Linked DNA regions of Mus musculus: region 2 is linked to region 1. A link is a contact called in ENCODE POLR2A ChIA-PET data. All regions are on one chromosome and are shown on one strand. The core of a region is the stretch at or near the end of the contact, and the rest is flanking DNA. Distances in the headings are between cores, read along the strand shown.

Region 1 (3,735 bases), core at 668-3,167:
ACATCTAGTAAAGTTTACTTATTTGTGTGTGAGGACACAGTACACTTTGGAGTAGGTACGGAGATCAGAAGACAATTCGCAGGAGTCAGCTCGAACCCTCCATCCTGTGGAGGATGTCTTGCCCTTCATGTTTGATATTTAAAATACTGTATGTATAGATTATTCCAGGTTGGGCTATAGCGGTATGTAGATATTGGTGATGAGCTTGCTAGGCATCACGAAGTCCTGGATTCATCACCAGCATCGAAAAAAAAATTAATAAAAAAAAAATCGCTGGGCAGTGGTGGCCCACGCCTTTAATCCCAGCAAGCACTAGGGAGGCAGAGGCAGGCGGATCTCTTGAGTTCGAGGCCAGCCTGGTCTACAGAGTGAGTTCCAGGACAGTCAGGGCTATACAGAGAAATCTGTCTCAAAAAAAAAAAAAAAAAAAAAATCATTCCAAGTGTTCTCTCCCCCTCCCTTTCCGGAAGCTGCGTGAGCAGAGACCTCATGAGGCCACCAGGTGTCGCCGCCGCGCCTCTCACGCCAGGGACATTTCGCATGCTGGGTGGGTGGCGCGGAGGAAGCAGGATGCGTCACCAGACCCGGGATCGGGGGATCCGGGGATCCGGGGAACCGAGCCGCGCGGCCGAGGCCAGGACCCAGGCTGGCGGAGGAGGCGACTCAGGGTGATTCACCGGGAGCCCCCGTGCACCGTGGGAGAATCCCACGCGGGTCTATCTGCCTCGCTCGTGTCCTTGCTGTCGACTACCAGCCCTCAAGCTGTGGCTTGGAACGCCCTTGGAAGCCTCAGTTTCCATTTTGCATAATGCAGATATCAATTCCTTTGCCTGACAAATCTTGGAAAGATAAATGACACGCGTGGAAGAAGGGGCTTGTGCTTCATGCTACGCACTACAAAAATGCCAGGGACATAAGAGCGGCTGCCTTTCAGTCACCTCTCCCCGGGTCAGTACCCTTCGGGTTTTGCCACTTGGCTTCCCCCTCAGGGGTTAAGTGTGGCGAATCGATCTGAGGATAGACGGTGAGGCAGCCGGCAGGGGGCAGGGTCACTCCGCAGAGCGTCTGGAGGGCTCTTCACCTGCGCCTCCCGTGCACACGTGAAATTCTCGGGGTGCCGGGAGGAGGGAGAAAGGGTTCCGGATCTCTCCCCCTGCGATCCCTTAGTGCTCTGCAGCCAGGACCCCTGGGGCACCGCCAAGCCACCTACCACGACCACTAGGAAGCTTCCTGTGTGCCTCTCCTCCCGCGACCCTGGCCTTAGAGGGCTGAGCGTTCTCAAAGCACCTTCGTGCTGGCGATGCTAGGGTGCCTTGGTAGTTCTCACTTTGGGGAGAGGATCCCACCGTCCTCAAACTTACCAAACGTTTACTGTATACCCTAGACGTTATTTAAACACTCTCCAACTCTACAAGGCCGGCAGAACACTTAGTAAGCCTCCTGGCGCATGCACATCCCTTCTTTCAGAGCTTGGGAAAGGCTAGGGACTCTCCGGGGACAGCGAGGGGATTCCAGACAGCCCTCCCCGAAAGTTCAGGCCAGCCTCTCGCGCTGGAAACCCCGCGCGCGGCCTGCGTAGCGCGGCTGCCGGGAAATCAGGAGAGAAACTTCTGTGGTTTTTTTTTTTTTTTTTTTTTTTTTTTTTTTCTCTCTAGAGCTCTCTCTCTAGAGCTCTCTGGCTTTTCTAGCTGTCGCCGCTGCTGGCGTTCACGCTCCTCCCAGCCCTGACCCCCACGTGGGGCCGCCGGAGCTCCGAGCTCCGCCCTTTCCATCTCCAGCCAATCTCAGCGCGGGATACTCGGCCCTTTGTGCATCTACCAATGGGTGGAAAGCGCATGCCTCCAGTGGCCACGCCTCCACCCGGGAAGTCATATAAACCGCTCGCAGCGCCCGCGCGCTCACTCCGCAGCAACCCTGGGTCTGCGTTCATCTCTGTCTTCTTGGATTAATTTCGAGGGGGATTTTGCAATCTTCTTTTTACCCCTACTTTTTTCTTGGGAAGGGAAGTCCCACCGCCTCCGGAAGGCCTCCGACACTTCTGGTCGCACGGGAAGGTTTTTTTGCCTCTTGGGTTCGTATCTGGACTTGTACTTTGCTCTTGGGGATCTTCCGTGGGGGTCCGCTGTGGAGTGTGACTGCATCATGACCCTGGAAGAGCTGGTGGCGAGCGACAACGCGGTTCAGAAGTGAGTACAACAGAGGCTGAGGTCTTCTCGCCCGCCGCCTGAGGTCTGCGGGGCTGTCATCGGCTAATCTCCCCATTTGGCCTTTTAGGATGCAGGCGGTGACTGCCGCGGTGGAGCAGCTGCTGGTGGCCGCGCAGCGTCAGGATCGCCTCACCGTGGGGGTGTACGAGGCGGCCAAACTGATGAATGTGTGAGTCAGCACCCCCCTTTCTCGGGCGTGGGTGGGGGCGCCCCTCTGATGCACGCGCGCTCCAACATCCCTATAGGGCTCGGGGCTTTGGGGGACTTTCCCAGCGCTCTCGGTTTTGGGGAGTGGAGGGCGACATTTCTCAGAGAATTTTTTTTGGGGAGGAGGAAAGAGAGTCGCTGCAGAACCCTGACTTCGCAAGTTTGAGGTTTTGTGTTTTTTGTTTTGACAAGGCAACCCCAGTAACTTTGGACTATGTGCTTCCTCCCCCACCGCCATCAGTATTTGCATAGTCGGCCACCCCAGCACCCGTGCAGTACTGCGGCTGGGGGGCTGTTCTTATATACACTCCTGATGCACGATGGGTCTTGTCCACCCTTCCCGCCTGCGGTTCCTGGAGCTCATATCCCCCTATCCCACCCCGTGCACGGTGACACCCGCTCCTGGTCTGACGACCCCCTGACACTCCTTCTCTCCTGCAGGGACCCCGACAGCGTGGTCTTGTGCCTCCTGGCCATAGACGAAGAAGAGGAGGATGATATCGCTCTGCAGATTCACTTCACCCTGATCCAGTCGTTCTGCTGCGACAATGACATTGACATCGTCCGGGTATCAGGCATGCAGAGGCTGGCGCAGCTCCTGGGGGAGCCGGCGGAGACATTGGGCACAACCGAAGCCCGAGACCTGCACTGCCTCCTGGTCACGGTGAGCCCTCCCCCCCCCCACGTCTCTGTCTCTCTCTCTCCCCGCCCCACCCACCCGTCCTGGTCACCTGGGTCCCGTGTTTGTCAACATAGCTGGGCTGGCTGGTCCAGCACCAGCTCAGTGCCCAGCCATGCTTGGCATGTCCCGTGGGCTGCCTAGTCACCCTGGCAGCTATTTTGAGCCAGCCTGTTTTTCCCCAGTAGGGCCCCTGGCGCTGAACAGAGGCTCCCTACCTAACTCCTAGAACTCCCACTAAACCCTTCTTTTTCTCCCTCCAACAGAACTGTCATACAGATTCCTGGAAAAGCCAAGGCTTGGTGGAGGTGGCCAGTTACTGTGAAGAGAGCAGAGGCAATAACCAATGGGTCCCCTATATCTCTCTAGAGGAACGCTGAGACCCACTCCAAACATCTAAAGCAACTGTCGAGTTGCTGTCCCCTAAAAAAAGTAAATAAAATACATATTTGACAGCCCCCTCATCCCCCAGAACAATCCCTCAAAGGCTACCCTACCCGTGATACCTTCTGGGAGGGGCGGAGTCACCGAGACTGAGATGAGGAGAGGGGCACGTGCGCCCGCCCGCCCTCTGGGCTGTGGAGCCAGGAGCAGCACCACAGGTGGTCGCCGAGGTCGGAAGGAGGGCACCTCAGGCAAGAG
Region 2 (3,735 bases), core at 503-3,002, 360 kb after region 1:
TTTGCCGGGTGGAACCGGCAGGACTGTGCAGGTTGTGCGCAATTGTGAGTGCAAGAGAGGCCGGCCTGCAGGTGGGAGGGTTTGTGGCTCAGTCGCAAGGTGCTCTCACGTGGCCAGACAGGCCTTAACCCCTGAGTACCCAGAGAGGCCTAGCTAGCCCTGCACCCCACAGCATCTACACCACAGAGTAGGTGCTCACAAAACACTGAGCATCCTACGGGATGAATGGGCTGTGCCTCGCGCTGCAACTTACCCGCTGTCAAGCTTCCAGCTTTCATCACAAGGGGGGACACTGGAATAATCAAAACTCTCATGGAGCCACAGCCCAGCTCATTACTATGGGATTCTAGGCGGGAACTCCACCCCTGACTACGTCCCCAGCCCCCTCACTGGGGAATTGTAGGCCATACCACACCTTTTAGCCACACCCAAGATCATTATCTACTCTATTGGCATTGACTTCCCTGTCTGTACACCTGACCCCTTGTGACTTTCCAGTTTCAGACTTTATTTTTGGTTTTTTGGTTTTTTTTTTTTTTTTGAACTTTGCTTCCTCTTAATTCGAGCACTCCTGACCTAGTTCCTTCCTGTGATGCCCAAAGAGATCTCAGCTTTTATCAGGTGTCCATATCGCTGGAGGAGTTGGTGACCCCATCTTAGTTCCTGCGGCAAGAAGACTTCAGATTCAGGCTTCTAACCCGCTTTCAGAAGGTGCTGTTACTGGGCTCCAGTGACCACACTTTGGAAGCCCAGGCTTAAGTCAAGTTCTGTCCACACCACACACCAAAGCGCTCTTTCTGATGCAATTGTCTTAACGGATGGTCCACGCCTGTCCTAGCAAGGAGGAAGCTCAGACTGGAGTGTCTGTCTCAAAAACACAACAAACAATATATATTACATACATCTTATTATTTTGCAATATGACATATGCTTATTTTTATTGATAACTTATGTTGTAAAGCGATAAAATGACAGTAGTAAAATACACTTCTAATATATGTAATAAATTTCTTTAACGCCCACACTCCTATAGCCCAGGTTGGTCTCTTTAAATCAATATATAGCTGAGGATAACTCAGACCCAGCACTGGGGAGGCAGAGGCAGGAGGATTTCTGAGTTCTTGGATCTCGTAGACTAGGCTGGCCTCAAACTTGGAGATGCACCTGCCTCTGCCTCCAGAGTGCTGGGATTAAAGCTGTGTGCCACCACTGCCCAGTTGTGGGTTTTTTGTTGGTTTTAGTTTTGGGGTTTTGTTTTTTCAAAGATAGGGTCCCACCTATGTAGCCCTGGCTAGGCTGGAACTTGCTATGTAGACCAGGCTAGTCTTAGATTAGCTTGCCTCTGCCTCCGTGTAGTGTCCGCCTAGGGTGCCCCTGAGCCTCATGTCTAGGCTCTGCCCCTTGATATCCGATTGGCTGTAGTAGACTCTAGACCACGCCCCATCTCGGTCCCCTGCAGACGCTCTGGTTTGTTTGAGCTGGTCTGTTCATCCCTCTATGGACGCTTGGAGGCGCTGGTGAGTCGTACTTCACTTTAGCTCCACCCCTGCTACCTAATTGGTCAGGTTCCTCACTTTGCTGAGGCCCCGCCTTCCGCCCCCATACCGCACGTGAACACGTTTCTTCCTGCACCGGACGCCGGAGGGCGCTCGCAACTCCCTTGAGTGTGTGCCGCCCTAAGCCCAGTCCTTATATCCAATTGGTTAGGAGCTTCGCGTCGACGCCAGGCTCCGCCCGGGCCCCGCCCCCTCCCTCCGCCCTGTAGTGCAGGCGGCGCTTGTTGTTCAGCGGCGGCGGCCGAGCTCGGGTGCATCCTCGGGCCCGCCGCCGCCGCCGGAGCGTTCGGCCATGGAGCTAGAGGTGCCGGACGAGGCGGAGAGCGCCGAAGCGGGGGCCGTGACGGCGGAAGCGGCCTGGTCTGCGGAGAGTGGGGCGGCGGCAGGTAATGCGATCCCCCTGGTCGTTGCGATGGGCTCGCCCCTCTCCCCCGCCGTGGCGCGTGGTCTCGACCGCCTGCTTCGCGCTGCGGTGCGGCCTGCCGGGCTGATCCATTCTCAAGCGCGGCACGGGGGTTCACGCGCTCTCCCATTGCGTGTGCGGGGGAGGGGGCATCAGCGTTCCGGCCGGGGAGGCTGCACCGCCCCACCCGGGGATGCGGGGCTTGCAGCGCTCGGCCCATTTTAGGGTCCTTGGGTGACACGGTGGAGCTGCAGGCGGGCGTGGGTGCGGCTCTTTATCCTGGCAGCGTGTGCATGCAGCGAGCCTCTTTTAGATGCATGCGGTAGCAGTGAAGCGGTCCTCCGGTTTGGAGATAGAGGGAACCCGTTTTCTTGCTGCAGGGGATAGAGACAAGCAAGTCATATCTGCCCCTTTGAGTGTGTGGCGAGTGGCTTCTCCACAGTGTGTGGGAATGCTGGAGCACCCTCATTCTAATGGGGGACCCCACTTGCGGACACTGCCTGGCAAAGAAGGGCGAGTGTGTCCTCCATGCGACCCCCTTTGCTGGGCTGTCAATCTTGCAACTGTCACCTTCTGGTCCCTCCCTGCTACACATCACTGATCACCGATATGTTGGCCTCAGTTTACCTCCCTCTAAAATTCGGGCTGGGGAAGGATAAAGGAATGATGTTGAGGTGTCTTCTCTGTCCTGGCTGGGTGAGCAGATGACCCGTCAATCCCCCAACCTCCCAGTCCCTTCTCCCTGGACCCTGTGGGGCCACCCAGCTTCCTGGTGTCCCCTTCCTTGTCAAGAGCAGCATCTCTGGGTTTGCAGTCTGTATGCAGGGCGGTCGGGATGCACAGCTGAAAGAGAACAGAACACTCCCTTCTCCATGGAGGTCACAGGAACTTTCTGGATTCACAGAACTCTAGGCTCCCTCAGTAGTGCTCTGTGGCTGACAGCTGAGTTAGGTCTCTGTGGGCTCACTTAGGCTTCCAAGGTTCTCCCTCGCTGTCCTCATGGAAGACCAGGAGGGAAGGAGGAGCCAGGGAGCCAGGGGTCTTCAACCCCAGGCGCTCAGCTTTTTTTTTCTATGCCATTGGGAACCTGGTAGCTAACCTGCTTCTAGCCTCCAGCCACCTGCCCTTCTGGGCTTGTCACCTGGTGTCCCATGCCATGCTGGAGAAATTGTGCAGGGGACAGCAGGGCCCTTAGTGGCCATAAACCTGATTGCTCCGGGCACTCAGTTCCCACGACAGAGTCCACAAACATTGTCCCTGTATGGAGCCTTTCGTCACAGGGGGGGGTAGGGGGGCCGACAAACTAGCTGGAGCAGACAGGGTCTGTCACCGAACTCTGGACAAACCTGTGCCTGACTGACCCCCAGGGGCTGTCTCTCCCGGAAGTTCCTTTTCCTGCCTAGAGTCCTGTTAGTCATCCACACAGAATCCCATAGCTGCTGGTGAGTCCCACCCTCCCGTCAGACTCCCTGCTGTGTCCCCACCTGTAAAATGGGGAAGCCATCTGGATCTGCTCTGACCTTGGGTTGTGAAGCACTGCCTTAAAGGAGTCAGTTGCATTTATTTACCACCAACTGCATACCTGCCTCCACGTGAACAGGGTGGGTGTCCAGTGTCGGTGTCTCCAGCCACACGGGGACTGGAGGTCAAAGGCAGGAAGAGTGAGGCCTACCCCGCTTCCCAGAAGACCTGGTGCTCTGTGGTGCCTGTCTCCCCTGCAGCCCTGTCAGCAGCCTGTTATCTGCTCTGGTAATTTCCACCTATCTGATGGGAAGG

Evidence for each region. ChIA-PET counts read pairs that join two places held with the same protein, here RNA polymerase II (POLR2A).
Region 2: POLR2A ChIA-PET joins it to region 1 with 15 read pairs in embryonic stem cell. The contact joins the promoter of Pip5k1c here to the promoter of Gadd45b in region 1. POLR2A ChIA-PET finds 5 or more read pairs at or near these places in 3 of 5 experiments (Patski and embryonic stem cell).

The regions. Positions count from the first base shown.
Region 1 is chr10:80,928,174-80,931,908 of GRCm38, forward strand. Gadd45b (growth arrest and DNA-damage-inducible 45 beta) reads left to right here and starts at 1,918. Exons shown (of 4, transcript NM_008655.1): 1 at 1,918-2,186; 2 at 2,275-2,376; 3 at 2,856-3,078; 4 at 3,360-3,735. The coding sequence starts at 2,143. The coding sequence ends at 3,473.
Region 2 is chr10:81,291,211-81,294,945 of GRCm38, forward strand. Pip5k1c (phosphatidylinositol-4-phosphate 5-kinase, type 1 gamma) reads left to right here and starts at 1,753. Exons shown (of 18, transcript NM_008844.3): 1 at 1,753-1,942. The coding sequence starts at 1,849. It overlaps Tjp3 (tight junction protein 3), which reads right to left and starts at 57. Exons shown (of 21, transcript NM_013769.3): 1 at 1-57.